Linked DNA regions of Homo sapiens: region 1 is linked to region 2. A link is an interaction called in ENCODE POLR2A ChIA-PET data of the cell type or tissue named here. Cell type or tissue: A673. All regions are shown on one strand. Links, peaks and the distances in the headings refer to the core of each region. The heading gives the core; the rest is flanking DNA. Region 1 overlaps LOC105374945 (a long non-coding RNA gene). Region 2 overlaps LOC105374945 (a long non-coding RNA gene).

Region 1 (15,522 bases), core at 6,005-8,504, 75 kb before region 2:
AATGGCTTCTGACTACAGCAGGTGAAAGCTTTGCAGGTGGTTGATAGGGAAGGAGATGGAATTGCATCACTTTCTTGGTCTCTTCTGAGTTATTACGGAAAATGAAATCGTTGGCTGTGGGGAATTAATTGAATATGATGAGCCCAGAACTGCTAAGAAAATACCTGTCCTGAGATTTTCTGGAAAGGAATGCTGTAGATTGCATTTCCAATTTGCCATTCTTTCCCTAGGGTTTTGGCCGGTAGGACTGCTGAGACAAAGGGTAAATGTGGTGACACATTAGATGACGCTAGCATACATATATTTGCAGAGAGCACAGATAGACAACACGTGCCATTTGTTGGCTGTTCCTGAGTGTGTTTAAATGAAGAATCAACGTGTCAGGATTGTTCACGCTGCAATTCTGAAGACTGTGATTGTTTCTTAGGCTTTGGGTGTCTTTCATAAAAAGACTGTTGAATATTCCAGAATGTGTGTTCTATTAGGAATGTGATAATTGCAACCATGTGTGATGTGGCAGTTCTATCACCTGATGAGAGGACCTGGGAGAACAAAGACAGCTAGGAAGTTCATGTGTATTTGTTGTACAAATTAATACAAACTAATTGTATTAATTGTTGCTTACTAATTAAGCAAATTCCTAACATTCTGTCTCACCCAACACTGGGCTGAGATGTAGTCATCTGTGCCTCTTGATGTTTGTCCTGTGTGTCTTTTTCTCAGCGAGAAAGGCAGTTAACTGTTTTATGAAAATGCCTAAAATGGTCACATTTTAGATGTCCTCATACAGCAGGGGAAATCTCATTTGTTTGAACACCTCTGGCCAGTCCTTCCTTGTAAGCCCCAAATGGTGCCTTGGCCTTCCCCTTGATGGATTCATTGTGTTGATTTAAGCCAATGTGGCAGAAAATCTGATGTCATCTGCAGCTGCTACACTGAGATTCAAAGAAGCAGCCATTAACCCTTACAAAGATCCACATGACGGCACTATGGCCTTTCCAATATTCTGTCTGTCAATAACCATCGTGTGAGTCAGATTTCTGTATTGTCTTTAAAATTTATTGGGCATTGGCAAAGGAGCTTTTAGCTCTTGCATACGTTTAATAAATACACATTTACTGAAGCCCTGCAATGTGCCAGGCAAGTATGTAAACTCAGCTATGTCTGTAGTCTCCCTCAGCTCTAGGTGCCTTAGGAATCCCCCAGGCTTTAGGAAACCTTGGTCCATGAGCGCGGGGGAAGGAATTTCACTTCTAGGAAAGGCATTGGGAACCCTTGATGTTGCCCCTGCCGCGAAGCTCTCTTTCACACTCCCGGCCGAAAGCCCTCAGAAGATGCGAGGAGGAGGATTTTGGCATGGACAGTGATGCCATAGGGCAGTTGCTGTGGTAACAGGAGTCTCTCATGCTGTTGGAGTAGTGTCTGGGAGTCCTTAGGACTATTTTTTTTTTTTTTTTGAGACGGAGTCTCCTGTAGCCTAGGCTGGAGTGTAGTGGCGCGATCTCAGTTCACTGCAAACTCTGCCTCCTGGGTTCACACCATTCTCCTGCCTCAGCCTCCCGAGTAGCTGGGACTACAGGTGCCCGCCACCATGCCCAGCTAATTTTTTGTATTTTTTAGTAGAGACGGGGTTTCACCATGTTAGCCAGGATGGTCTCGATCTCCTGACCTTGTGATCCACCTGCCTCGGCCTCCCAAATTTTTTTTTTTTTTTTTTTTTTTTGAGATGAAGTCTCGTTCTGTCGCCCAGGCTGGAGTGCAGTGGCACGATCTCGGCTCACTGCAAGCTCCACCTCCCGGGTTCACGCCATTCTCCTGCCTCAGCCTCCCGAGTAGCTGGGACTACAGGTGCCCGCCACCACGCCTGGCTAATTTTTTGTATTACTAGTAGAGACGGGGTTTCACCGTGTTAGCCAGGATGGTCTCGATCTCCTGACCTTGTGATCTGCCCGCCTTGGCCTCTCAAAGTGCTGGGATTACAGGTGTGAGCCACCACGCCCGGCCAGGACTCATTTTTAGAGGTCAGGAGGAGGCCCCCAAGCCTGATCTCTTATACTGAAGTTTTTGGATACCCTCAATGGCTACTTTTTTTTTTTTTTCATACGAAAGACAATTCTGAAATTTATTTCTATTTTAGGAATTAACATTTTATTGGATGGGTGTGGTGGCTCTTGCCTGTAATCCCAGCACTTTGGGAGGCCAAGGTGGGAAGATCACTTGAGCCCAGGAGTTTGAGACCAACCTGGGCGACACAGAAGACCTTGTCTCTAAAAAAAAAAAAATTAAATTAAAAAAAAAATTAGGTGGAGTATTTCAGTTTTTTTTTTTTTTTTTTTTTTTGAGACGGAGTCTTGCTCTGTGATATAAGTTTTAATTTTAATTTTAATTTTAATTTTCTCTGGATAATGAAATTTCAGGGAAGGGGTTGAAGGCAATTGTGTTTCTCTTTGGGGGTCTAGTTTCTAGGTAGATAAGGGAACTTCAGAGAAAAGCTTCCTTCTGTGTTTTGAGAGAGGCAGAGTATTGAGGAACAGGGCTGAGGGAGGTCAGAGAGACCTTGAGGCTGTTTGTTTAGTTCTCCAGGTCAAAGCACCCTATTTTGGGGTACTGTTTCCTGAGCCCCAACATATTTGACTGATAACTGATGATTTGGACACAACTTTTCATGTACAAATACATCTCGATTACAAATGGAATAATATCAAGCATATAAATGCACATTTTTAACCTACTGCCTGGCGCCCAGGATGTCCAGCCAATGGTGCTTATTATTATTGGAGATTTTTGAAGGGATCCTCAAACCATTAAGAAGATAGGACCCCATCCGGTGGTTGGCCAGGTGCGGTGGCTCATGCCTGTAATCCCAGCACTTTGGGAGGCCGAGGCGGGCAGATCACGAGGTCAGGAGATCGAGAGCATCCTGGCTAACACGGTGAAACCCCATCTCTACTAAAAATACAAAAAAATTAGTTGGACATGGTGGCAGGCAAATGTATTCCCAGCTACTTGGGAGGCTGAGGCAGGAGAATGGTGTGAACCTGGAGGCGGAGCTTGCAATGAGCCGAGATCGTGCCACTGCACTCCAGCCTGGGCTACAGAGTGAGACACCATCTCACATACACAAAAAAAGAAGATCCAGTGGTGGGAAGCTGAATTCGGCAGATCACTTGAGGTCAGGAGTTCAAGACCAGCCTGGCCAACATGGCAAAACCCCGTATCTACTAAAAATACAAAAAGATTAGCTGGGCGGTACCTGTAGTCCCAGCTACTCAGGAGGCTGAGGCAGGTGAACTGCTTGAACCCAGGAGGCGGAGGTTGCAGTGAGCCAAGATAGCGCTGCTGCATTCCAGCCTGGGCGACAGAGCGAGACTCTGTCTCAAAGAAAAAACAAAACAAAACAAAAACAAAAGGTCCAGCGGTTACACTAGGTCTTTGACAAATACTGAAAACTAGACAAGCTATAAAAAAAGAAAAGATATCCCCTGAATGGTAGGTGTGAGAACTCGACAAGAAAGAGGGAATGGATAAAAGGGAGAAAATAGGCAGAAAATCACCTATAACTATATAGAGATATTTATATTTAGTAAAATATTTTCAGCTTCAGCTTACACACACAAAAAACCAGTGAAGCATCCGGTTGAATACAAGAATATGTCACTGCAGGGAGACGGTGCTTCACAGAGAGATTTTCTTCATAAAGAAATAGAGCCTCACCTATTCAAAAGCCGTTCCATTTAATGCAACACTGCATTGAACAGGGTTCCTTTTCAAGGGGTTCCTATTAGAAGCAAGATTATTATCTTCAGCATTTAGATGGCGTGCTGACTGGGGCCATAACACCAGGGCACTTAGGCGCTCCCATTATCAATGGACAGTATAATCTTTGGAAGTTTAAAATAGCTTTCATGGCCGGGAGCGGTGGCTCACGCGTGTAATCCCAGCACTTTGGGAGGCCGAGGTGGGCGGATCACCTGAGGTCAGGAGTAACCTCACCTCTAGGTGCAGAGAAGGACAGAAGAATGGAACACTTTGCTTCAGTTTTTTGTTGTTGTTGTTATTAGGCATTTATCCAAGAGCTCCCTTTTCGAAAGGTTTGAGTCACTCATTAGAAAAAACTTTCTAATAGAACAGTCCAAAGACATAAACAGGCCAGGCACGGTAGCTCACACTTGTAATCCCAGCACTTTGGGAGGCCGAGGTGGGTGGATCACTTGGGGTCAGAGTTTGAGACCAGCCTGGCCAACATGGTGAAACTCTGTCTCTCCTAAAAATACAAAAATTAGCTGGGTGTGGTGTCACGCACCTGTAATCCCAGCTACTCAGGAGGCTGAGGCGGGAGAATCGCTTGAACACAGGAGGCGGAGGTTCCAGTGAGCTGAGATCGTGCCACTGCACTCCAGCCTCGGCAACAGGGTGAGACTCTTGTCTCAAAAAAAGGTAGTCTAGAGTAGTCCCAGCTACTCTAGAGATTGAGGTAGGGGGATCACTGTAGAGACTGAGGATGCTTTATGAGGTGCTGAGTTTCTAAGTGCTTCGACATATTTGAATAGATTCTGGGGGACACTGGCTGGGCCGGCTATAGATGATATTCAAACAAAAGGATCTTCCAAAGGCAACAGTGAGCAAAAGAGAGAAAAAGCCAAGAGTAAGGGAAAGCTAGGACGTGGTTTGTTCCTGGAGGCATGAGCAGAGGAGAGTGGAGTCACCCCGTGATGGTAGAGCCCTGGGGGCAGTAAGTGCCTTCTCCCAGGAGGGCAGCCACCAGTGTGGCTGCTGAGCCAACAGCACTGCTGTATGCTCCAGACAGGGCCTGCTGTCTGTGGCTGTCCAGCCCTATGCTGCCCACATGATAACACCAGGCACATGTGGCTGCTTCCATTTAAAATAATTAAAATGATGGTCGGGCAGTAGTGGCGTGAGCCTGTAATCCCAGCTACTCGGGAGGCCGGGGTAGGAGAATCACTTGAGCCTCGCAGGCGGAGGTTGCGGTGAGCCGAGATCACACCACTGCACTCCAGTCTTGGCAAGAGTGAGACTCTGTCTCAAAAAAATAAAATAAATAGAAATAAAATAAAATAATTAAAATGAAACGAAAAATGCAACACCTCCATCACATTTGCCACATTTTAAGTGCTCAGTGCCTGGTGAGTGGCCCCAGAATTGAAGATTGCCAAGAACATGTTTGTCCTCACAGAAAGTTCTGTTGGACAGCAAAGATTTATACGGTTTCTTGTGCTCATCACTTCCCCATGTATCCTTACCTGAGATAACTGGAACTCGCCCCTATTCTATACCTTCAGAGTCTCTCTAATACAGTGACTTAAGGTCTCTTTAAATCTCACCTACTATGGAGAGTGTAGATGTGTGTGCTATGAGGTGTTCTGGCTAAGACTGGGCCCCAAGGCAGTTCCCCCACTATTTGTTTATTTAAAATACACATAACATAAAATTTACTTTTTTTTTTTTTTTTTTTTTTTTTTTTTGAGATGGAGACTCGCTCTGTCACCCAGGCTGGAGTGCAGTGGCGCCATCTCGGCTCACTGCAACCTCCGCCTCCATGGTTCCAGTGATTCTCCTGCCTCAGCCTCTCGAGTAGCTGGGACAACAGGCGCCCACCAGCACACCCGGCTAATTTTTTTTATTTTTTATTTTTAGTAGAGACGCAGTTTCACCATGTTAGCCAGAATGCTAGATCTCCTGACCTCATGATCTGCCTGTCTTGGCCTCCCAATGTGCTGTGATTACAGGCGTGAGCCACCATGCCCAGCCCAGGATTTCTTTTTTTGATATTCCATTGTATGGATGTAGCTTAGTTTGCTAATCTATTCATCTGTTCATGGACACGTGGGGTGCTTCTACCTCTTGGCCAATGTGAATAATACTTTTTTTTTTTTTTTTCTGGATACAGAGTTTCGCTCTTTTTGCCCAGGCTGGAGTGCAATGGCGTGATCTCAGCTCACTACAACCTCCACCTCCTGGATTCAAGTGATTCTCCTGCCTCAGCCTCCCGAGTAGCTGGGATGACAGGTGCCTACCACCACGTCCAGTAATATAGAATTTTTAGTAAAGATGGGGTTTCACCATGTTGGCCAGGCTGGTCTCAAACTCCTGACCTCAGGTGATCTGCCCACCTCGGCCTCCCAAAGTGCTGGGATTACAGGAATGAGGCACCGCGGCTGGCCCATTGTGAATAATTCTGCTAGTTACATGAGTGTAGAAATATCTCTTTGAGTCTCTGCTTTAAATTCCTTTGGGTATACTGTATACCCAGGAGTGAAATTGCTGGATCAGATGGTAATTCTGTGTCTAATTTTTTTGAAGAACCATCATACGATTTTCCATAGCAGCTATTCCACCCTACATTCCTACCAGCAATGCATAAGGGTTCCAGTTTCTCCACATCCTTATCAACACTCATGTTTTGGTTTTTGTTGAAGGTAGATCTCCTAATGGGTATGAGGTGTTATCTCATTGTGGTTTCAATTCGCATTTCCCTAATGATTAATGATGTTGAACATCTTTTCATGTGCTTATCGGCCAAGGTTTACTTTGTGAAACATCAATGGCTAAAAGTAGGGGGGAAATGCCATTTAAAAAGTTTAACTACAGCTGGGTGCAGTGGCTCATGTCTGTAATCCCAGTGCTTTGGGAGGTGGAGGCAGGAGGATTGCTTGAGGCCAGGAGTTTGAGACCAGCCTAGGCAACAAAGTATTTTATGGCAAAGTATTTTAATGGTGAAAACCACAATTATTTTTGCACCAACCTAAATAAGACCCTGTGTCTTAAGAAATACAAAAATTAGCTGGGTGTGGTGGGGTGTGCCTGTAGTCACTGCTACTCTAGAGACTGAGGCAGGGGAATCACTTGAGCCCAGGAGTTCGAGGCTGCAGTGAGCCATGATTGTACCACTGCACTCCAGCCTGGGTAACAGAGTGATACATTGTCTCTGAATAACAACAACGACAGCAACGACAACAGCAAAAGAAGTTTAACTAGTTGTTTTGATGTCTTTGTGTTATTTTGTTTCTATTTCTCTGGTGTAGGGGCTTTGTTTCACCTTGAGGACAGACTGTTTTACAGAAAATAACTGTAAGGGCCTTTAGTTAAACAATGGTGAAGCAATGATCCTTTTCAGAAGTGGAGAAGTTTGAGACACCAAGAACTAATGACCTTAAAGTTTGTCTTATTTCAAGTTTCTGCAGATGTGTTTTTCTGGAAAAAGCTTTCCTTAATCTTCAGGAGGTTGGGCTTGGACATTCTGGTGGGGAAAGAGAACTGATCCTCGCCAGGCATGGTGGCTCATGCCTGTAGTCCCAGTTCTTTGGGAGGCCGAGAGGGGCGGATCACATGAGGTCAGGAGTTTGAGACCAGCCTGACCAACATGGAAAAACCCTGTCTCTACTAAAAATACAAAATTAGCTGGGTGTGGTGGTGCATGCCTGTAATCCCTGCTACTCAGGAGGCTGAGGCAGGAGAATCACTTGAACCCGGGAGGCAGAGGTTGTGGTGAGCCGAGATTGCGCCATTTCACTCCAGCCTGGGCAACAAGAGTGAAACTCTGTCTCAAAAAAAAAAAAAAAAAAAAAAATTAGTTGGGTTGTGGTGGCACGTGCCTATAATCCCAGCCACTTGAGAGGCTGAGGTGGGAGGACCGCTGAGGCAGAGGTTGTAGTGAGCTGAGATTGTGCCACTGCACTCCAGCCTATGCAACAGAGGGAGACCCTGTCACAAAAAAAAAAAAAAAAAAAAAAAAAAACGCTTAAGAACCTCTTTTAAAGAAATTAAGTCAAAACTGAATTGGTCAACTTTTCAAATTCTCAAAATCAGTTTTTAAGGTAATTTTATCTTATTCAAATTGAATAAAGATATAATTTAAAACAGATGCCATCAAAAGGAGAGAATCAAAAGCTCCAAAATAAGCAGGAATGGTTGTATTCATCAGTTAGCTTAAAGGATCAAGAGAAGATGGTTGTAAAATCAGGTTTTTGTTTTAGGCTCCTAATTTAGGAATAATTGCTTAAGCCACGTCCCTTGCTTTAGACTTTTAATGCTATTTCCCTCTCTCATTTCCCCTTTCCTCCTCCTCGGTATGCCTTTTGTGGAAAGCACCTTCTCTGAATAGCCATCAGGACAAGCGTCAGCTATCAAAAGCAGATGTTTCCAATTTTCAACCTACCTTGTTTGGGAAACCTTGTGTTGAAGAATGTTACTTTTTTTTTTTTTTTTTTAATTTTTGGGTTTTTTTTTTTAATAGAGACCAGATCTCACTATGTTGCGATGGCTGGTCTCAAACTCCTGGACTCAAGTAATCCTCCCGCCTATGGCCTAGAAAGTGCTGGGATTACAGGTGTGAGCCACCACACCTGGCCTGAATGTTATCTAACCAGTGTCTCACTGATAGGCATACACTGGGCTGTTCCAACATCATACCACCCCTCCCTGTCCCCACCAACCGGACCTAATTCAAACATCAGGATAACTAATCAATCAATTCAAATCAAAGCGCTTATCTGCTCTAAAATTTCAGCTTCTCTGCTGTACCTTGAGTTGGCTTCAGTTTGAGTGCTAAAATATATGTATATGCATATGTGTAATTTACATCAGGAAAAAATCAACTGATCAAAAAAGATCCCAAAAATGTACTAAAAATAGAATAAAAGCAATACCTTTTTACTACTGTCCCTCTATTTCAGTTTCTGGATATAAAAGTTGTATTAAGATTAAATTTTTGGCCAGGCATGGTGGCTCATGCCTGTAACCCCAGCACTTTGGGAGGCCGAGGCAGGCAGATCACTTGAGGTCGGCAGTAGTGAGACCAGCCTGACCAACATGGAGAAACTCTGTCTCTACTAAAAATACAAAATTAGCCAGGCGTGGTGGTGCATGCCTGTAATCTCAGCTACTGGGGAGGCTGAGACAGGAAAACCATTTGAATCCGGGAGGCAGAGGTTCCAGTGAGCCAATATCACGCGATTGCACTCCAGCCTGGGCAACAAGAATAAGACTCCATCGCCCCACCAAAAAAATTAAATTTTTTTCTCATAAATGAAGATAAGCTCCTCTATATTCAATAAGACACTAATTCCTAATTTCCAAATACACAGAAATTGATAGCCATGTTTACAAGTATTACATGAGTAAATTAAACCATAACAGTATAAAATAATGCAAAAGTCATCTCTATTTGACTTAAGGATCTATATGTTATTTGTATCAATGTATTATATGAGTTATTTGGGGATGGGAGAAGAACTGACCTTTTATGAACACACATCAACCCAAGGCCAGGGAAGACAGCCTAGGAGCATGCTAGATTTAAGGAAAGCCAGCCAAAATGCATCCTCCCAGACCTACCCACCCGTCTAGCTTTGGGGTGGCTCTCAGAATTGCCCCCTCTTCATGCCTTCAGTATCCTCATGGTCCATTCCCATCACCCCACACCTGAACCTCAACATCAGACTCATAACTGGTCTCACCACTACATCCCTCCCCAAAGCCATCCTTCCCAGAGGGAGTAGCACTTTATACATCCAGGATGCCAGGGCCTTGCAAAGATGGAGAGAAGTCCAGGCCACTTACATTTTTTGAGGCTTCCAATATGTTATCAAAGAAGAAGGAGGAGGAGGAAGAAGAAAAACAAAGGCCAAGGCGCCCATCCTGGCCAACATGGTGAAACCCCATGTCTACTAAAAGTACAAAAAAATTACCGGGGTGGTGGCACGTGCCTGTAATCCCAGCTACTCGAGAGGCTGAGGCAGGAGAATCGTTTGAACCTGGGAGGCAGGGATTGCAGTGAGCAGAAATCGTGCCACTGCACTCCAGCCTGGTGACAGAGCGAGACTCTGTCTCAAAAAACAAAACAAAACAACAAAAAAAACGCAAACAAAAAAAAGAAAGGCCAAGGCGGGCAGATCATCTGTGGTCAGGAGTTCGAGACCAGCCTAGCCAACATGATGAAACCCCGTCTCTGCTAAAAAAAATACAAAAATTAGCTGGGCATGGTGGTGCATGCCTGTAATCCCAGCTACCTGAGAGGTTGAGGTGAGAGAATCGTTTGAACCTAGAAGAAGGAGGTTGCAGTGAGCTGAGACCCAGCCACTGCACTCCAGCCTGGGTAACAGAGCAAGACTCCATCTCAAAACAAAACAAAACAAAAAAAAACAAAAAAAAAAAAAACAAAAAAAACCACAATGCAATCTCCTGTGAAAGTCAGGAAAGTGAAATTCCTCTGGTTAAAGGCTTGCTGAGCTTCCTCCTTTGAGGTCCTCAGGAAACACCTCAGAACGCCAGGACTGAGAGGCAGACAGATTGAAAAAGGTTGATCTGATTTAGTCCCTGTACTTACAGATGAGAGAACCCAGGCTCAGACCAAAATAAGACTTACAAATGCATTCAGTCTTTACCAAAGCACTTATAATGCCATTAATAGTAATAATAAAAAATAACAGTAATATTACAGTTATAATATTAATATAATATATAAATATAATATATAATAATATAATAAAATGTAAAAGCCCCTCTTTAGAGCCTCTTCTTTTTAACCTCTCTCTCTCACCTTACCTGTGCCTCTCTGCCCCTCCCTGCTCTCTCCACTTCTCTAATAGGATCTCAGAGAACATGCTACCACACAGAATCAAAACACAGAGTGGGTAGACTTCAAGCCAGTCAAGTGACTGCCATACCCACCATGAGGACTCCCAACCCCCTGTAACCACCCAATGGGTTCACCTTGCCTGGTGCCTAGATAGAGCCAATTTGTCAAGACAGGTGAATTGCAATAGAGAAAGAGTAATTCACACAGAGCCAGCTGCGCGGAATACCGGAGTTCTATTATTACTCGAATCAGTGTCCCCGAGCATTCCGGGATGAGAGTTTTTAAGGACAACTTGGTGGGTGGGGAGAAGCCAGTGAGCCAGGAGTGCTGATTGGTCAGGTCAGAGATGAAATCACAGGGAACTGAAGCTGTCCTCTTGCGCTGAGTCAGTTCCTGGGTGGGGGCCACAAGATCAGGTGAGCCAGTTTATCCATCTGGGTGGTGCCAGCTGTGCCAGCTGATCCATCAAGTGCAGGGTCTGCAAAATATCTCAAGCACTGATTTTAGGAGCAGTTTAGGGAGGGTCAGAATTTTGTAGCCTCCAGCTGCGTGACTCCTAAGCCATTGTTTCTAATCTTGTGGCTACTTTGTTAGTCCTACAAAGGCAATCTAGTCCCCAGGCAAGAAGGAGGCTTGTTTCGGGAAAGGGCTGTTACCATGTTTGTTTGTTTGTTTTTGATACAGGGTCTCACTGTGCTGCCCAGGCTAGAATGCAGTGGTGCAATCTTGGCTCACTGCAACCTCCACCCCACAAATTCAAGCGATTCTCCTGCCTCAGCCTCCTGAGTAGCTGAGATTACAGGCACACACCACCACGTGCGGCTAATTTTTGTATTTTTAGTAGAGGTGGGGTTTCAGCATATTGGCCAGGCTGGTCTCGAACTCCTGACCTTAAGTAATCCACCCGCCTCGGCCTCCCAAAGTGCTGGGATGCCATGCCCAGCCCATCTTTATTTTAAACTATAAACTAAGTTCCTCCCAAAGTTAGTTCAGCCTACGCCCAGGAATAAACAAGGTTCATTCCTTGTTTATTAGCTTGGAGGGTAGAAGCAAGATGGAGTTGGTTAGGTCAGATCTCTTTCACTGTCTCAGTTACAATTTTGCAATGTCAGTTTTACTGCAAAAGGTGGGCACTAGCAGAGGGGAGAGGCAAGTGACAGAATGCTACAGAGTAGCCAGCCCTGAGGGGCAACCATCTCAGACCTACGTAACAAGGTCACACTTCCTTCTTAAACCCAGATCATCCCAGCACGAGCCCCACTGTGTTGGACTGCAGGAAGTAAGACTTCTACCAGGTTCCCTTCCCCACATCGCAGTGGGGATCCCCAGGGAATGCCCACATGTTCCACAAATCTGTCCCGCTTATCACTAGCCACCTCAGCCACCATCTGTCCCGTCGCCATGGCTCTACCCTCCTTGTTGTCCTGAAACCTGACTCTGTAGGCAGCTGCCATTCCCTTGATTTCACCCCAAGCATGGGCACAAATCCTCCCCTTAACTCCCCTCAGTGGCAGTGAATCTGATTGCAATATTTGCAATGTATGAAAATCAGGGCATGACCCAAGGTAACTGCCACCTCGCCTGACCAAGCATTTTTAAAAACATATTTAAATACCGTGGACGGCCAGGCATGGTGGGTCACGCCTGTAATCCCAGCAATTTGGGAGGCCGAGGTGGGTGGATCACCTGAGGTCAAGAGTTCAAGACCAGCCTGGCCAACATGAAACCCTGTCTCCTAAAAATACAAAAATCAGCCAGGTGTGGTGGCTCACGCCTGCAATCCCAGCCACTTGGGAGGCTGAGGCAGGAGAACCACTTGAACCTGGGAGGCAGAAGTTGCAGTGAGCTGAGATTGCGCCACTGTACTTCAACCTGGGTGACAGAGTGAGACTCTGTCTGAAAAACAAACAAACAAACAAAAAATACCATGGACTCTTTAGAATAATGTCTTCAAGTGTATAAGATAAAACATTTTAAATAACAGAGGAATCTAATTAAATGAAAGTGCATTTAAAAATATTTTTAAAGACCAGATTTGCCATATAGTAGTATATGTGCTTCTCTGTTGGTGCCTGAAACAACAAGACCTCGTGGCAGATCTAATACTTACCATAATTTCAAAGTAGTAGTATGTAGAAATGATATTTTGTGATGTCTATAACAACCGTAGGTGATTTTTATTGATGACAAAAATCACAGTTACTGATCATACTACTGTAGTTTATTGCCTACATTCATAATAGAAGAAAATGCTAAATTTGAATTAGAGGCTAGTGAAAATAAAAACATATTTTCCCCTACTTTTGACTACCTTGAATTCTATCTATGGGCACCTTGACGAGTCTAAAGACCCCAGTTTAAGAACCTTTGCTTTAGAAGATTGCAGATTCTTAAATTTTTAAATGATTGTTTTGGTAAAATATCTCTTTCCTCTGTTGGTATTTCTCTAACTGAAGTTCTAAGCAGAGTGTCCTAAATATACATTGTATTCAATTAAAGATTCCTGTCTTAGTCCATTTTCTGTTGTTTATAAAAGAATATCTGAAACTGAGTAATTTATAAAGAAAAGGAATTCATTTTTATAGTTACGGATGCTGGGAAGTCCAAGGTAAAGGGGCTACATCTGGTGAGGGCCTTCTTGCTATGGGGACTCTGCAGAGTCTGGAGGAGATGCTGGGCATCAGGTGGTGAGGGGGCTGAATGCAATAGGTCTGGTATCTTTTCCTCTTCTTATAAAGCCACCAGTCCCATTCCCATGATCACCCATTAATCCATTAGTCCGTGAGTGGATTAATTTATTTCTCAAGGCAGAGCCCTCATGACCCAATCACCTCTTTTTAAGAAATTTAATTAATTTTATTTTTTATTTGGAGACAGGGTCTCACTCTGTTGCCCAGGCTGAAGGGCAGTAGTACAACCTTGGCTCACTGCAACCTCCACCTTCCGGGTTCAAGCAATCCTCCCATCCCAGCCACCCAAGTAGCTGGGGTTATAGGCGTGTGCCACCATGCCCGGCTAATTTTTGTATTTTTTGGTAGAGACAGGGTTTCACCATGTTGGCCAGACTGGTCTTGAACTCCTGACCTCAAGTGATCCACCCGCCTTGGCCTCCCAAAGTGCTGGGATTACCGGCCAAAGCCATGGCACCCAGCCCCCAATCACTTCTTAAAGGCCTCACCTCTCAATACTGCCACACTGGGGATTAAATTTCCACATGAGTTTTGGAGGGACAAACATTCAAACCATAGCAGTCCCAAACTCCAATTTTTTGTCTCCCCATCACCTTGAGACTTGAAAGCTTTACTCAGCTTTTCAGCTGCTTTTGGTAAGCCCTCTTAGCTTCTTGCTAAACTTCTAAACATAGCTTAGGAATTAACCAACGACTGGAGGGGAAACCAGTGAGGAGCTTCAGGATTCCTTCTCCACATCTCTCTCCTCTCTGGCATTTTGGCCCCACCTCTCAGTTGCCCTGACAGCCACAGCTCCATTTTTTGTTTGCCTAGACCTGAGGGATAGCCAAAAGCTCTGCACTGATTCTTATCCTCTAGCTCAAAACTGCTTGAAAACCAGCAAATGAAGTGTTGGCTCTCTCCAGGAGCTTCCATTCTTTCTGGATCCTGGTGCTTCTGGAGAATTCCATAGCTTCCCAGTGCATCTGAACAGATTATTTTTGTATTTTATCCAGATCTTCCAGTTGTTCAGAACCAAAAGCAAATAAATTCACAATTTAAAAAACCTTTTTTTTTTTTTTGAGATGAAGTCTCGTTCTGTTACCCAGGCTGGAGTGGGGTGGTGCGATATCGGCTCACTGCAACCTCTGCCTCCCGGGTTCAAGCAATTCTCCTGCCTCCGCCTCTCTAGTAGCTGAGATTACAGGTGCACACTACCACACCTGGCTAATTTTTGTATTTTTAGTAGAGATGGGGTTTTACCATGTTAGCCAGGCTGGTCTCGAACTCCTGACTTCTGGTGATCCACCTGCCTCGGCCTCCCAAAGTGCTGGGATTACGGGTGTGAGCCACCGGGCCTGGCCAAAACCACTTTCTTATAAGTTCTCATGTTTGAGCTTCACAAAAACCTCGTGTATCAGAAAGGGTTTGGGTCACTACTCCCACTTGACAGGAGAGATCCTTGACTGGAGGAGGTGGGAAGTCTGAGAAGTGGAGAGGAGAAATCTCATCTGCCTCACAGCAGGGCTGAGACTAGAACCCACGTCTCTTGGTTCCTAGCAAAATAGATACTATTTTTCTTCACACCATCTTGCTTCTCCATGTGTATTTATTTGCAAGGGCTATCAAAACAAAGAACCACAGACTGGTGATTTAAACAACAGGTTTATTTCTTCACAGTTCTTAAGACTAGAAGTCCGAGATCAAATTGTCAGCCTGGTGGGTTTCTTCTGTGGCCTCTCTCCTCAGCTCACAGGTGCCATCTTCTCCCACGTCCTCACATGGTCTTCTCTGTGTGTCAGTCTGAGTGCTAATCTCCTCTTCTCATAAGGACACCAGTCAGATAAGATTAGGGCCGTCCCTGCTGACCTCATTTTAACTTGATTATCTTCTTAAAGACCCTAGCTCCAAATATAGCCACATTGGGAGATACTGGGAGTTAGGGCTTCAACATATGAATTTTGGGAGTAGGGGAGAGACCCACAGTTCAGCCCAGAGCACCACATAAGTGGCTTATGATTGTAATGACCAGTTTTCTTGAAATATCTGTAAATTAAATGTGTAGGCCCCCTCTTTGCTTTAGCATGGAGTTCTCAAAATATGGCACTGGCTCCATGACCATCTGCAGCTTTAGCATCAACAGTAGCACCAGCACAAACTGGTTAGAAATGCAAACTCACTCCCCACCTTAGACCTACTCCATTAGGACCTCCAGGAATGGGTCCAGCAAACCTTTCAGGTGATTCTGATGCTGCC
Region 2 (15,522 bases), core at 7,123-9,622:
GGGTTCTACTTGGCCTTGGAGGGAGACTGAGAACCAGAGAACAATGAGTAAGGATGGGCTCTGGTGTGAAGCCTGATATCCTCCTGCTTAGCACAAAAAGAAATTGTCACCTTTTCTTTGGAGCAGCAGAATTAAGTTTGGCCCAGTGAGATGGAGGCTCTCAGGTAACTGCAGCGGGCCAGAAGGGTGGGGAAACTGGGTGAGATGGACACATCTTGCCTCACAGTGATCCCACGGGAGGGGAGGAATTCAGGACCATGGGTTGGTTCCTCTTGTCTCCGGCCCCTGGGGGGGACGTGTATTAGTTTGTTTTCATGCTGCTGATAAAGACATGCCCGCGACTGGGAAGAAAAAGAGGTTTAATTGGATTTACAGTTCCACATGGCTGAGGAGGCCTCAGAATCATGACGGGAGGTGAAAGGCACCTCTTATATGGCAGCGGCAAGAGAAAATGAGGAAGAAGCAAAAGTGGAAACCCCTGATAAACCTGTCAGATTTCGTGAGACTTATTCACTGTCACAAGAATAGCATGGGAAAGACCAGCCCCCATGATTCAATTACCTCCCCCTGGGTCCCTCCCACAACATGTGGGAATTCTGGGAGATACAATTCAAGTTGAGATTTGGGTAGGGGCACAGCCAAACTATATCAGGACCCTACTTCCCTGGGGAGCTCTGCTGTAGCACATATCCCCTTAAACCAGGGGTGTGCTGAAGGCAACGCATTTTGGCTTAAGAGAGTTGATTAGAATTTTGTGAGCCAGTTGTTAAACACACCTATTATTATAAATTAAACTATAGTCTGGGTGTGGTGGCTCATGCTTGTAATCCCAGCACTTTGGGAGGCTGAGGCAGATGGATCACTTGAGCTCAGGAGTTTGAGATGAACCTGAGCAACATGATGAAACTCCGTTTCTACTAAAAATACAAAAATTAGCCTGGCCTGGTGACACGTGCCTGTGGTTCTAGCTACTGGGGAGGCTGAGATGGGAGGATCACTTGACCCTGGGAGGTGGACGTGGAGGCGGAGGCGGAGGTTGCAGTGAGCCAAAACTGCACCACTGCACTCCTGCCTGGGTGACAGAGTGAGACCACATCTCAAAAAACAAACAAACAAATATATATGTATGTATGTCTTACATGAACTTATACTAAATAAATTATAAAACTAAATAAGTGAACTTACAACTAAATAAATTAGATTAAAGTAAATATAATAAATACTCAAAAGTCATCACTTCCCAGGTGTTTTGCTGTTTCTTTCTTTTCTTTTCTTTTTTTCTTTGAGACAGAGTCTCACCTGACACCCAGGCTGGTGCGCAACGGCACAATATTAGCTCACTGCAACCTCCGCCTCCAGGATTCAAACAATTCTCCTGCCTCAGCCTCCTGAGTAGCTGGAATTACAGGCACCTGCCACCACACCCAGCTAATTTTTGTATTTTTAGTAGAGACGGCGTTTCACCATGTTAGCCAGGCTGGTATCAAACTCCTGACCTCATGATCCGCCCGCCTTGGCCTCTCAAAGTGCTGGGATTACAGGCATGAGCCACCGCGCCCAGCCTGTTTAGCTATTTGTTTTGTTTTGTTTTGTTTTTTGAGATGGAGTCTCGCTCTGTCACCCAGGCTGTAGTGTGGTGGCGCGATCTCGGCTTACTGCAAGCTCCGCCTCCTGGGTTCACGCCATTCTCCTGCCTCAGCCTCCCAAGTAGCTGGGACTACAGATGCCCGCCACATGCCCGGCTAATTTTTTTTTGTATTTTTAGTAGAGACAGGGTTTCACCGTGTTAGCCAGGATGGTCTTGATCTCCTGACCTCGTGATCCTCCCGCCTCGGCCTCCCAACTATTTTTTATTATCTATGCTCTAGAAGCTCTTTATGACTATTGTCACTGTACGGTGGTCTTATGGGTTCATTTGTGTTCCCTCCCTCCACAAATTCATATGTTGAAGTCCTAACCCCCAGTATCTCAGAACGTGACCTTATCTGGAAAGAGGGTTGTTGAAGATGTAATTAGTTCAGATGAGGTCATTAGGGTGGGGCCCTAGTCCAATATTACTGGTGTCCTTATAAAAAGAGGAAGTTTGGGCACAGAGAAATATGCACGCAGGGAGGATGTCACGTGAAGATGAAGGCAGAGATTGGGGCGATGCAGCAGAAGCCAAGAATCGCCCAACACGGCAGCAAACCATCAGGAGCTGGGAGAGACACAGGGAACAGATTTTCCCTCGGGGCTCACAGAAGGAGCCCCCCTTGCCCACACCTTCAACTTGGACTTGCAGTCTCCTGAACCGTGGAACAATGAATTTCTGTTGTTTGAGGCACTTGGTTTGTGGCACCTTGTGATGGCAGCCCTAGGAAACTCACACCAGTAGAAATATGACATTAGATTTCTACAAGCTGGTGAACACCACCTCCCCATACTCCTCGTGCAGTGACTTTGCATTGTTAGCTTGAAATAGCCACAGCAACTGATTTGTAAACAAACGCTACAAATCAGGCTGGATTTATTGTCTCATTGGTTGTCTAGACAAGGGGTTGGGAACTACAGCCTGTGGGCCAAATCTGGGCCCCCACTTGCTTTCATAAAAAGTTTTATTGGGACATAGCAGGGACGCTCTTTTGTGTTCCTGTTGTCGACGGCTGATTTGGCACTACAATGGCCCCGTTGAGTAGTTGTGACAGAGACCGAATAGCTCACAAAGTTAATATTTACTATCTGGCTCGTAAGAGTCAAATTTTATGGAACCCTTGGTCTAGACTTAAGGAAGTGAGGGAGATAATATTAAACATACAGATAAAACTTTAAAGTCTGCCTATCAATAGCCATTACTTTGTGAATGACACAAAAAAATTTGAGAAAATCTTCCTCCAGTCTTTGACAACTGTATCTGATTCTGTAAAGGAGTTGTTCCTATCATTGACGAATGAGTGGAATTCTGACACAGATCTTAGTTGTTTCACTTTCCTGTTGTTTACATAAATGAAAATAGCAACCAACAGCCATCCCAGAACTATACTTGTTCATCAGTTGCCACACTGGTTGGCTACAGAGAAGAGAGTTTGTCAAAAATCAATGGAAGTTGCTGGGTGTGGTGACTCATGCCTGTAATCACAGCACTCTGAGAGGCTGAGGCAGGAGGATGGGGCAGGAGTTCGAGACCAGCCTGGGCAACATAGTGAGACCCTGTCTCTGGTTATTATATTTAAAAATAAAAATAAGTAAAATAAAAATCAATGAAAGCATACATAAGAAACAATTGGCTATATGGAATTTACCAGATTGTGTGTATCATATAGCAGTAAAGTTTATAATAAACCTATGTGTTTACATCTACATATGCACACATTTTCTCTCCTGGAGAGCCACTTATTAAACTTTTATCAGCACGCCACTTCACCTAACCTCTGTGCGACACCTGCAGCTGGGCAGAGGACACATAGTTTGTGGGGCTGTTGCCATATGACTCTGGCCTTGGCTTGGTTTCACCACCATGCTGCCTAAGGGAGCACAGTTGGTAGAAACAACTGCGGTAGGAAGGCCCAGTGGCACGAAGGAACTGGGCTTGGCTACTCCCTGCCCTGGGGGATGGACAGTACGTACCAAGCTTCAGGGGTGAAGCAGGCCTGCTGATGAAGGGGTGCCAATGCAAATCCGAGGTTGGACTTGCTCCCACCAGTGATAGAAGTCCTTCAGCAAGGGAACAACAGGGTGACAGGCCTGATTTAAGAAGCCAGATTTGGTAACAATGTGAAGGACAGATTGGATGGGAACAACCAGCTCTGGGGCTGTCACAATCTGTGGTTTAGTAAACAGAGCTCAGAAAGTCCATGGCTCTGCCCTAGGCATGTTTTTTGGCATTTGTAAAAAAGGCTTGCAAAATGTTAAGAAATGGGATCCTTGCTTGACTGTAGAAGTCTCAATGGAACCCCAGAGCCTACAAAACAGAAAAATAGAAAAGCAATTCTGAAAAGCTTTGCCAAATGGCTGTCATGTGGCTTTCTACCATCCCTCTGTTGCTTTCTAGGTGCCTATTAGAAATGAAGAAATAGTTTGGCAGCGACCTTCCCTTGAAACAAGCAGTTATGGATGGAGGGCCTTGATTTGAAACTAAGACTGTGCATTTGCAGTAACTTGACAAGGCTCTTGGGTTCCATGGAGAATATATTGGGTGGGGCCGCCCACAGCACCTTGGGTTCATCTCTAGCAGGGCATGTCAACTCTTACCTGGTCTTCCCAGCCCGTGACGGCAGATGCCGGGACAGTTGCTCACCACATAGCAAAAGCTGCTCATGACATTGCAAACCCCTCACTACCCAGCAAGGCAATGACTTTAGTCAGTATCCTGTCCTCAGGATGGTCTTCTTACAGCTGCTTCTTTCCCCCAAGCCCAGGTTTGATTTTAGGTGGGAAGGATTTAAGAAACTTTAACTTAGGCCAGGTGTGGTGGTTGACACCTGTAAACCCAGTACATTGAGAGGTTGAGGCGGGATGATTGCTTGAGCCCAGGAATTCAAGACCAGGCTGGGCAACATAGTAAGACCCTGTCTCCCTCTGAAAAAAAAAAAAGAAACTGCAATTTGTTGCTCTGCCATCTGGCATGCAGCCCCGGACTTGTCCGCTACATCGGGTTCAGAACTGGCTGCTGGTCTGGAGCGTTTCTCCCAGTGTGGGGCTGGTCAGGTCTGCCTGTTCCTGGGGTCCCTGCTCAGTGTTACAGATGCCCTAGGACAGGGGTGCAGCCTGGTTCGTGGCAGTCCTCCTGTGGCCTTCAGAAATGGATCCTCACTCCGGGTTCCCAACCCACTGGGCTTGTAACTTGCTGACAAATATTCAGATAACTGCCTGTCTGCATGCATTTGTTCAGTCAGGATACTGACTGACATCACTGACTTGCTGGGTGGTGAGGGCTTATTGCTAGAATTTTCTTTTCTCCACTCAGCACTGGACTTCAGATATGTGGTGGAAAAGACAGTGACTTTGGAATCAGCCAGATTCAGCTAAACTCTATGTTTTGCTGAAAGGTAGCTGTGTGGTCTTGGGCAAATAAGTTAACCTCTCTGAGCCACGGTTGCTTTTCTGTAAAAAGGAGGGTCAGACTGTCTGTGTCAGGTTGTTCTGAGGATTAAAAGAGATGACATAGGTAGAGAGACACCTCAATGTGCAGTGCTTGTCGGTTATCTGTTAGATAATACAGATAGTATCGTAGATATTAGCTAATACCAATGAGATCTGTTTGCTAGGATGTTCTTCAAATGCGACTGGAGATCTGTTTGCTAGGATGTTCTTCAAATGCATATTCTGATTCGGTTGCTCTAGAGCTGGGCCTGAGATGCTGCATCTTTAACAAACCCCCAGATGATGCCGATGCTGCTGGCCCCAGACCACACTCTGAATAGTGAGATGTGACATTGACCTTGGCTTCCTTCCTCGCACCTGCAGCCTCCAACTCCTGCCTTATCCCAGAGGGAAGCTCTTACTTCAGGCCAGAGACCCATGATCCTCCTTCTCCTAAGTCATCACCTAGCCTTGTCAGGAGATAAGTCCCCTGACTTCCGTAAGTCAGGCGAACTAATGTCAGAGGAGGGAGAAATGAAACGTGAGTGTGTGTGGTGGGGAATTTACAATTACAACAATCGAGGTGGGCAGATCACTTGAGGTCAGGAGTTCGAGCCCAGCCTGGCAAACATGGCGAAACCCCATTTCTACTAAAAATACAAAAAAAAAAAGTTAGCCAGGCATGGTGGCGGGTACCTGTAATCCCAGCTACTCAGGAGGCTGAGGCAGGAGAATCACTTGAACCTGGGAGGCAGGGGTTGCAGTGAGCCTTATTGCACTCCAGCCTGGGAGACAGAGTGAGACTCTCTCAAAAAAATAAAAATAAGTAGAATTAGAACAATGAGCAGGATAGATGCAGTAACAAGCAGTCAGCAGGGGCAGGTGAGTGCAGCTCCATTCATTCCTAATATCTTAAGCACATCATGACTTAAAAAAACATTACGATGAATGAACCACAGAGAGCTGGGATGTGGAAAAATTTGGAGGGAGCTCATGGCTCTGTCCCTGAGCTGATATAAGATATGGAAAAGTTGCAAGAAAGAAGGCAAAAAACAATGTGCATGCTTATGTGGGTCTGTGCTCTATCCGGTTTTCATTCCTGGAAATGCACCTTTTCTTCTTCTATATTTTATTTTCATCACTGAATGCCTTTGTGTGAAACCTTTGGGTGCATGCCTCTCTTTCATCCAGATGTTCACACTCTCCTCCTTGAGGCCCAGCCTGAATGCCATGTCCTCTTACAGCCCTTAGTAGGGTAGTGAGTTTCTCCGAGCCATCCTGGTCCCACTGTGTCAAACTGTCCCAGTCACAGGAACCGCAGCAGCCCCCTGACTCTCCCCCAGCCCTGCTGGATCTCTCTAGTCCTGCCGGGCTTTCCCTCTGGGTGGGGACCAACAGGGAGTCGCTTAGTGTTTGAAAATGGCTGTGATGGCAATGGAGGCACCACCGCAGCTCCCCACAACAGACCCCACACTGTTGGTCTGGCCACTATAGTTGGGATTCTGTCTGCCTCCAGAAGGCCTCATGAATGAGGAACCTGTGTGACTTTTATCCTGTTCCTCTCCATCAGGCTCTGGGTTAGGGTGAGTGGGTGGGGATTACAATTCTTTCCCCCACACCAGGTCACAGCCTGCAATGGGACAGTGATAGAGCTTCGACTGACTCAGTTTTTAGCTCATCTCCGCCTTCTTAGGAAGATGGCTGTGGTCCAGAGGGAGCTGGCCGGGAAGTTTCTCATCCAGGGCTCTGCTGGCTCTTTAAGTGTGTTGACCCCGTACGGCTGTCTGAGGAGCTTCATAAAGGCATCAGTTGTAAGTGTCCAAATAGACAGCTCCATTTCCCTTTCCCATGAAGCTTCTCAGTTGTTCTTGCAAATAGAGCAGCTTCCTGTCCATCTCCCTCTCTCCATCCAGAAGCACTTCTGTCTTCTGAATTTTTTTTTTTTTTTTTTTTTTTTTTTTTTTTGAGACGAAGTCTCTCTTTTGTCAACCAGGCTGGAGTGCAATGGCGCGATCTCGGCTCACTGCAACCTCCGCCTCTTGGGTTCAAGCGATTTTCTTACCTCAGCCTCCCAAGTAGCTGGGATTACAGACATCTACCACCACAAAATTTTTTTGTATTTTTAGTAGAGACAGCGTTTCACCATGTTGGTCAGGCTGGTCTCAAACTCCTGACCTCAGGTGATACGCCCACCTCAGCCTCCCAAAGTGCTGGGATTACAGGCATGAACCACTGCCCCCGGCCTGTATTCTGAACTTCTATAGCCACCTTCACTTGTCTCTGTTTCCTATTCCATTCCTTTTTACACATGCATTATTTCAGACTGGGCTGGATTGTCCTGGAAGGCAGGATTCGTGTTGGAAAATATGTTCTTAGTAGGGGAGTGAAAAATTCGTATGCTTTTGTACCATATCAGTCTTATTAAGCCAGTCTCAGTTAGACCTGAAATTTATTTTCATGTCTTATCTTTGTCTCATCTCAGCTTAATATTGAGCGACTCTTGAATCTTTTAGAGTAGTTGTGATGGGCAGATACACCATTTGCTGTACCACATAGATCCTAAGAAATAATATCACCAGGCCATTTTCAAAGTCAAAAGCCACATAATTTAGTGTTTGGAAATACAAGATTTTTTTTTTTCCTCAAGTGTGGAGACTAGAAAAGTAAGCTGGAATGCCAAACACTTGTTTTGAAATTCTTTTAAACATTATAATTGATATTCCTTATGTTTGGCTTTGAAAACAATTCTCTCCAGAGCCTACAAAGAGCTCCCTCCGATCCTGGTAGCCGGCTGAGGCCGCAATGCTGGAAAAGTTGCCTGCCTGGGTCTGGGAGTCAATTCTGTTCTTTCTCATCAATAGTGGGAGGAGCCAAAGACGATGGAGCTCTAAAGTGTGGACCTCTTTCAGAGCAGTTAAAAAAATCAGTGTCTCTGGCAGAAGAAAAAGGGTAGGGGGAAGGACAACTCAGATCTTGGATCATAAATGAAAGCATCTCTTTAAGCCGCTGCTCCCTCCTTCCTCCTACCCCCAGGCTGCGCTCACACAGAATCGCAGAATCATCACCAAGAGTGGGTTTAAATTTGGTTGCACTGGTAAGGGTAAGGCCCTGACATGACCGTAAATTACAGGGGATGGGGTGCAGCAGCTGGAACTTAATGGGATTATTCTGGGTTGTGACCCCTGCCGGGCAACCCCACCAGGGAGAAGCCTCTGCATCCACACTAAAATTGCTCTGCACTCCATCAGCTGGAAAGGTGTCATATTGCGTTGTGTCAGTGACTTGAGAGTTCTTAATTCAGAGCAGCTGGTTGACCTCTGCAGGAAGGAGTGGCCTCTTTGGGCTATTTCCTCCTCACTGTCTCTTCAAACTTTGCTTTTGTGGAGTTTGGGCAGCAGATCTAATTGGTGGCTCTGTGGGCTTCCATGTGACTTTTCTGTAGCAGCACTTCCATCGGAGCTCCTTCCTCTTCCTCTAGGACCCGCGTTTTATTTTATTTTAGTTTCTTTGAGATGGAGTTTTGCTCTGTTGCCTGGCTGGAGTGCAGTGGCACTATTTTGGCTCACTGCAACCTTCGCCCCCCGGGTTCAAGCAGTTCTCCTGCCTGAGCCTCCCGAGTAGCTGGGATTACAGGTGCCCATCACCACGCCCTGCTAATTTTTGTATTTTTAGTAGAGACAGGGTTTCAACATGTTGGCCAGGCTGGTGTCAAACTCCTGACCCCAAGTGATCCACCTGCCTCGGCCTCCCAAAGTGCTGGTATTACAGGCATGAGCCACCGCGCCCGGCATGGGCCTGCATTTTAATCAAATCTCTAGTCACCTTTTCCTGGCCCAAGCGGTTCTGGAGAGCACCACCTCTCAGATCATGGAATTGAAGCTGGTTGGACGCATATGTTAAGTGTGGCTGTTACTTAAATACGTGGTCACCAGAATAGCTAATTAACATGCTTCCCTGCCCCTTCTGCCGTCCCCTGCACACAGAAAGGAAAATAATGTTTTATTTTTAATTTTTTGGCTTCTCTGATTTTGCTTGCTATTTTTGGCCGAAAGTCTATTTTATTAAGTTCAAAGGCATCTCTGTTTTGCCAGGAGTGGAGAAATAGAGCAACTTGCCAGCAGTACCTGAAGAGACCAGGGTCTTCTGGGCCATAGTGTTATTCTGGGAATCCTGGTTTCCACAGGAAGCATGCTGTTGATTTTTGTTTCTAATGTTGGAGTTTCGTAGTAACACTGTTTTAGTATTGGGGGACTGGGTGATGAGATTCCTCTTGGTATTTCATCCATTTACAGGCCACCACTGACTGAGCACCTACTACCTGTCCTGTGCTCTATTCTGAGACACAAGGATGAATGATCTGTGTCTTTAATGCTTGTGAGGCTCAGAGAGTATCGAGGAAGAAAGTTATGTAAACTGTGGATTGTAATGTAATGTGATAAGTACGGGTGTGTGTCTATTTGCAACACGAATGCTTCCAGGCATGCCAGCTTGTGGGTACAGATGAGGTCAAATGCACTGTCAGAACTCACATTTCATTGTTCCGGCCCCTCCCCCATCACTCAGAACCTCAGCCATTTATCGCTGTGAGTCCCTGGGGTCTCGCTTCTTTTCTTTGGCTCGTGCCTTTATGCTGTCCCTGGCCCCCAGGTCCACTGCTGGGTTCCTCTGCTGCTTGTGTTCCCTGGGATGACCCTTGGGCTTCTGCCAAAAGCCTGACAGCTCCTGCTCCCCAGGCCCACTCAATGCCTTGGTCCTCACCCACATCCCTGAGCTGAGCCACCCTCGGTCCTGGGCAAGAGAGGGGAGAACATGGCTCGCCTCTCTTTTGGGTTACATTTCATCACTGGGCACAAAGCAGCATGTCTGGGCTCCTGTGTCTCACAGCTCCTCTTTCAGCCAAGTTTCAGCAGAACTTGGACATAAATCCATGGGGCCAGGTCAGGGTCCAACATCTGGTACAAACACAATAAGCACCTTCTTGCAGACATCACCCCCATTGAGTAAGTGCATTCCTCTCTTTCTCTTACTTCCTTCTGCCAAGCATCACCTCCTTAAACAAATGGCTTCTGCCGGCCACTGGTCAGTTCATTAGACACACTCAGACTTAATGCTTCTTAAGGGTGTCCTTTTCTTCCTGCTCTCACCATTTTATTTCAGGTCCTCATGACCTTGCCTGAACTGTTGGCCATAGTTTTCTAATTGGCTTTCCTTCCTCTGGTCTTTGCTCCCTTCCACCCTGTACCCAGAGTTGCTTCAATCAATGACCATCCTTGGAAAGGGTCTGTTCTGAGTTTGCGTTGTACAGAAATGATCTTGCTAATTAGAGCAAGGTCCCAGGATATGATTAAAATTACATTGCTGGTGATTGGCCTCTTATATATTTTTTATATATACGGTTTTTACCTTACCCAGTTTCCAAATGGAATTTGATTTCATGTGATTCCATGAATCATTCTTGTTATTCCCAGCCCATCAATATCTAGGGGAAATGGCCATTTAGAATCAATGTCTTTATTTGTTCCATCTGGATAGTTATGAAATTTGAAAGCATTAGAACTCTTATGAAGAAGATGGTCCTTACCAAATTTCAGAAACAAAGATTGGATTTAGGCCCACCATAGCTTTATTCACGATGGGCTTTAATGATAGTATCTGAAATGGATTCACTAGAGAATGCGGTCCTGCCCTGGGGCCTCATGTTTCTGAACTGATGGAAACCGCTGGACGAGCAGAGCTGGGAGCTGGGAGAAGTCAGGATATTAACTAGGCAGCACTGGATAAATCACAAACCAAGATCCACAACTTCCTCAAAGGGTTGACTCATAGCATTGACCAGTGCCAAAGATCTACTACAATAGTAGCCTTAAAAAAAAAAAAGTTTCACTAAGGTCAAGAAGAACCATAAGCACTGCCTATGCATTAAATTAACACTGGGGAACATTTTTATCATAATGCAATACAATTTAGATTTTTCTCATTGTTTTCATTTTGGAGGGAAAAGTGAGCTCCTCAAAGCCGTTTGCTTAGTATGTGTGTCACCGATTTGGAGACCAGATGCTGGGAGATACTGGAAGTCTGTGTCTAGAGGGGACTCTGCCTGTGGAGCTGGAAAATCTTTCTCCTGACTCAGTTGCTCCACCCCAAAAGGATACCAAAAATATTGTGCAAAGAGAGAAAAGTCAGGATCTTGGTGAAGGGAGCAGCCTCCTCCATCCTTTTAATCAAAGAAAATTTCATGATTGTATCCTTACAGTCCTTTGTTGTAAGGTAAAGGCTGTAGAAAGAGATCCCAGCAGGCTGGATTAGACAAGGAAATCTCCACAATATAAAAGGAAATTGCCCTTGTCTCTAAAGGATGGGCAGGATTTAGACAGCTGGAGGCAAGAACATTCTCCATGGGGAAAGGGGCAGTGGAGATGGAAATGGGATTGATGGATTCCTGAGACAGAGGTCGGGAGCCTTGCTGTGAAAGAGGAAATGTGTTGGGAAATAGTAGGAACCGAAGTTTCTGGGCAGAGCAGGCCTTTATTATGGAGGGCCATGAAAGACAGGAAAAAAAGTTTCTGTTTAACCTTGCAGGAAGCTGGAAGCCATGGAAACTTTTCAGCAGGGGAATGACAATAACAAGACAGACTTGGAGACAGAAAGCCTGGATTTGGGGGCATTGTAATTGAGCGCCAATATCATGAAAATAAAATAAACAATAACAACAAAAACTGCTGAGACTATGGAGACTGATTTGTTATGGGAAGGGAAAGAAAGTGATGTCAAAGATGCCACCAGGGGTTGGACTAATAGAGACCAGGGCTACCCAAAGACACGAGGAGGGGCTGCTGGTCTGGAGGGAGGGTTGTGAGTTTTGTTTTGCCTGTTTGAGTTTAAGAACATGATGAGGAACCCAAGTGCAGCTCAACAGTGGGGCTGCTGCCTGAGCCCCTGGAGACTAAATCCGCTTAGAGGTGATGATTGAAAGAAAGTGTGAGCCTGGAAAAATGTTCTTTTAGAGAAAGCGTGAAGAAAGGAGAGCGGGGGCCCAAGACTGGGCCTTGGACTGGAGGCTGAAGAGGAACCTGTGAAGGAAACAGAATGTTCCCAGCCAAGGGCTCCCTGGTCCTGCAGGATGCCTTGCTGCCTGCTGCCCAGGGCACAGCAACCATTGCTACCAAAACAGTGCCAGCTCCAGCTTGCGGCAGAGAAAAGCGATGCAGGCCTGGAGGCCAGCAGCAATGTTGACATGATGTGCTACATTATTCGACCTACCCACCTTGGTGTCTACTTTAGGGCACCCTTTCAAATCCGGCGCTGTCGGGTGCAGTATCCATGTTACCAATGGTTTAAGCTGATAGTTTAGAAGGGCCCTGTAATTAGGGTTGCCAGATTTAGCAAATGAAAATATAGGATACTCAGTTAGATTTGACCAGATAAACCATGAATGTTTTTTAGTATAAGTATGTCCCAAATATCATATAATATATACTTGTATTTTAAAATGTGATTATTTCTCTGAAATTCAAATTTAACTGGGCATCTTGTTTTTCATCTGGCAATCTTTCTATACTCTGATAAATCTTCTGATCTCAGTTCTAAGGGGGCCATGATCACACCTTTTCTTGGCGAGTGGCCCCTCTTCCCCAAGACACATTTCATTCTCTTTTTTCCCTCCCCCACATTGAATCAGATGGTATTATTCAGAATACACAGGCCATTGTTCTACACCCACCATGTGCTTGGCAGGGCACAAGTTATTTTCACATATACAATATCAGTAGTTTGCAACTTGTTCAGGGGATATAGAACTTGAAAATCAGGTGCTTTTGGCAGACTATCACAGATGTAAAAATTTTTTTTTTTTTTTTTTTTTTTTTTTGAGACAGAGTCTCACTCTCTTGCCCAGGCTGGAGTGCAGTGGCATGATCTTGGCTCACTGTAACCTCTGCCTCCTGATTCTCCTGCCTCAGCCTCCTGAGTAGCTGGGATTACAGACATGCATCACCATGCCCGGCTAATTTTTGTACTTTTAGTAGAGATGGGGTTTCACCATGTTGGCCGGGCTGGTCTCAAACTCCTGACCTCAGGTGAGCCGCCCACCTTGGCCTCCCAAAGTGCTGGGATTACAGGTGTGAGCCACCGTGTCTGGCCATAAATGTAAAATAATTATACCAGCAATTCTGACAATGCCATGGAGGTGGGAAAGAAGCCCCAACAATGATTGAGACTGAAAGTTATGTGCGGGCATGCAATGAAACATTACAATAGAAAAATACATATATCCAAAGTACAGTCATGTTTTTAAGTCATTCCATTGATATTTTTGACAGGCAGTTTATTGAGATATGTGTTTTTGTTCTCCCTGTTGTATTTTCACCTTCCTCATTCCTGAGAAACTGAGTCTTGTCTTATAAGACCAAAGCATGACTTGTTGGTACCCAGAAGACAACTCCACCTGATATTTGTTGTAAAGGCCCTTTGAGTAGGATTACACTGGGCCTTCTGGGAAAGGAAAGGGATGAAAGAAAATGTTCACAGTTGAGAAATTGAATTGGGTTGGTGGGTAAGGAGTGGGGGAGTCCATGAAATTAAGAGCAGGACTGGCTTTGGGATCTCTAAACATGGGAGGTCCTGGGCCCTGAAGGGGTCTAGAATAAGCCAAGGTGGCATAAAAAAATTATTTTGAGCTGAAGGCATTTGAGTTCATGAAATCTCTTATCTGCCTAAAAGCAGAGCCTCCCAAAAGAACTCAGTTTTTATAAATCCCCTCCTTGGAAGCAATTCTAATCTTCTCTTCTTGGAAATGAGAAATTGGTACCACAGTCAAACAGATATTGTTACAAAAAGATCATTTTTCCCTTTTATTCTCCTATGGGCACATTTGTCTTTCTAAAAAGTCATTTGTTTTCCCTAAGTGCCATTTCTTCTCCATTTCTAAGTAGTCATTTGTTTTCCCAGAAGTGCCCCTCTGCCCCTCCCCTTCCCCTAATAGGGTAGCATATAAGCCCTGAATTCTAACCACCTCCTTGAGACTCCTTGAGTCTTTGTGAATTCCAGTGTGTACATATACAATTATAATCTGTTTTTTTTCTCGTCCTCATCTATCTTTTGCCAGTTTAGTTTGCACATCCCCAATCACCGCACCTAAGAGGGTAGAGGAAAAGTTTTTCCTCCCAGACAGTCCCTCTTGTGCCAAGTGCCTCCTGAGGATTGTGGCAGGTTGCCTGTAGGGTTAGGGTGGGGGTCCCATGGGTGTATCTGTGGACACAGTGGCTACATGGGGGCTCCCTGAATTCTTTCAGAGTAGGATGTGCTGATCTTGCCAGGCAACCAGTGCTCAACAGAAGCAGAGAGAGAGGGACTGTTGGCCACAGTGGCAGCCCCCACAGCTCAACCTCCTGGTACATTCCTTCCCTCCTCACATATTCAAGTCCTGGTACCACATAGCACTCACAATGCCACGGCGGGGGAAGGAAGCCTCAATAATGACTGAGACTGAATTTCCTACCAGCTAGGCAGGTGGGGATCAGAAGCAGAATAAATTTAATTCAGAAATATAAAAAATCCTATTCTTGCCTCTTTGCGTCAAGAGAAACATTCATTCCTTTTTCATTTTTCTTTTTGTTCATTGTTTAAGAAGTCACAAGAACTACAAACCTAAAAAAAAAAAAGTCTACTGGAGAAAAGCCTAACATTGAGAAAATTCTAGAAAATTCTATCCATTAACTTAATCCCATCCCCTAACCCTGGGGTTATGAAAATGTCACCATTTAAGAAAATTTTTAGCAGCTGAACACCTCAGTTAGTTCAGTGCTGTAGGAATGCAGTTAGAAAAACCATATTATCTCATGGGGTAAGGCTGCGCACAGGATGCTGACATTTAAAACCCAGTGTCCAGCATGACACAATGATGTTATTTATAGACCGAGAAGGATCTAGGACAAATGTGATGCATAGAAAGAAATAAAAAGAAGGAAGGAGCAAGCCATAGAAACCCGAGGTTGAATCGAGGAGGAAAACCCCCAGCAAAAAATCTGAGACACATCAAGCTTTTGTAGGGTTCATGTTTAGCAGGAAGTTGAAATGACTCACCGTATCCTGTTGTACTCGCCCTGTGATTCCATTTATCCCCTCCAAGGCTTTTAAAGCTCTGATTTGTGTAGGAAAATCACACAGCATGTCAAAGAATGACTACGCTCTGGTTTTACACATCCGTATTTTTAAACAGCACAAAATGGTTGTACTTCTCAATATCGAAATCTGACTGGGGCCTCTCCTGCTTGACCTTGCCCTGGAGGCTGCTGTCCTTCCATGGGTGGGTGCCCAGGCTGAGCTTGCACGGGCTCCTTCATGTCCCCCTTGGTCAACCTAGGTGAAGAGGGGAAGAATCCAGCTCCCACCATGCACCTTATTGACAGAAGCCTTCCTCAGATGAATATTCATGAGCAGCCTAAGTTTCTTTGGCTTTTCTGTTTA

Evidence for each region. ChIA-PET counts read pairs that join two places held together with the same protein. Peaks named below come from ENCODE experiments on the same cell type or tissue, not always from the same donor. Only the 100,000 strongest peaks of a DNase experiment are listed, where the experiment ranks them.
Region 1: POLR2A ChIA-PET joins it to region 2 with 9 read pairs; 2 of 35 experiments call an interaction of 5 or more read pairs at or near these places.

The regions. Positions count from the first base shown.
Region 1 is chr6:14,950,446-14,965,967 of GRCh38, reverse strand. The region is part of intron 2 of LOC105374945 (a long non-coding RNA gene); the gene reads left to right. Among named protein-coding and RNA genes, the nearest start is that of JARID2-DT, 290 kb to the left of the region's middle. RefSeq lists a silencer at 7,599-7,788. In A673, for the core only: no CTCF peak of the experiment used is centred there; no DNase peak of the experiment used is centred there.
Region 2 is chr6:14,876,917-14,892,438 of GRCh38, reverse strand. The region is part of intron 2 of LOC105374945 (a long non-coding RNA gene); the gene reads left to right. Among named protein-coding and RNA genes, the nearest start is that of JARID2-DT, 360 kb to the left of the region's middle. RefSeq lists a silencer at 155-355 and enhancers at 8,507-9,218, 11,674-12,183, 12,184-12,694, 15,264-15,453, 15,234-15,522. In A673, for the core only: no CTCF peak of the experiment used is centred there; a DNase peak (open chromatin) is centred at 8,328; H3K27ac peaks cover 1,992 bases.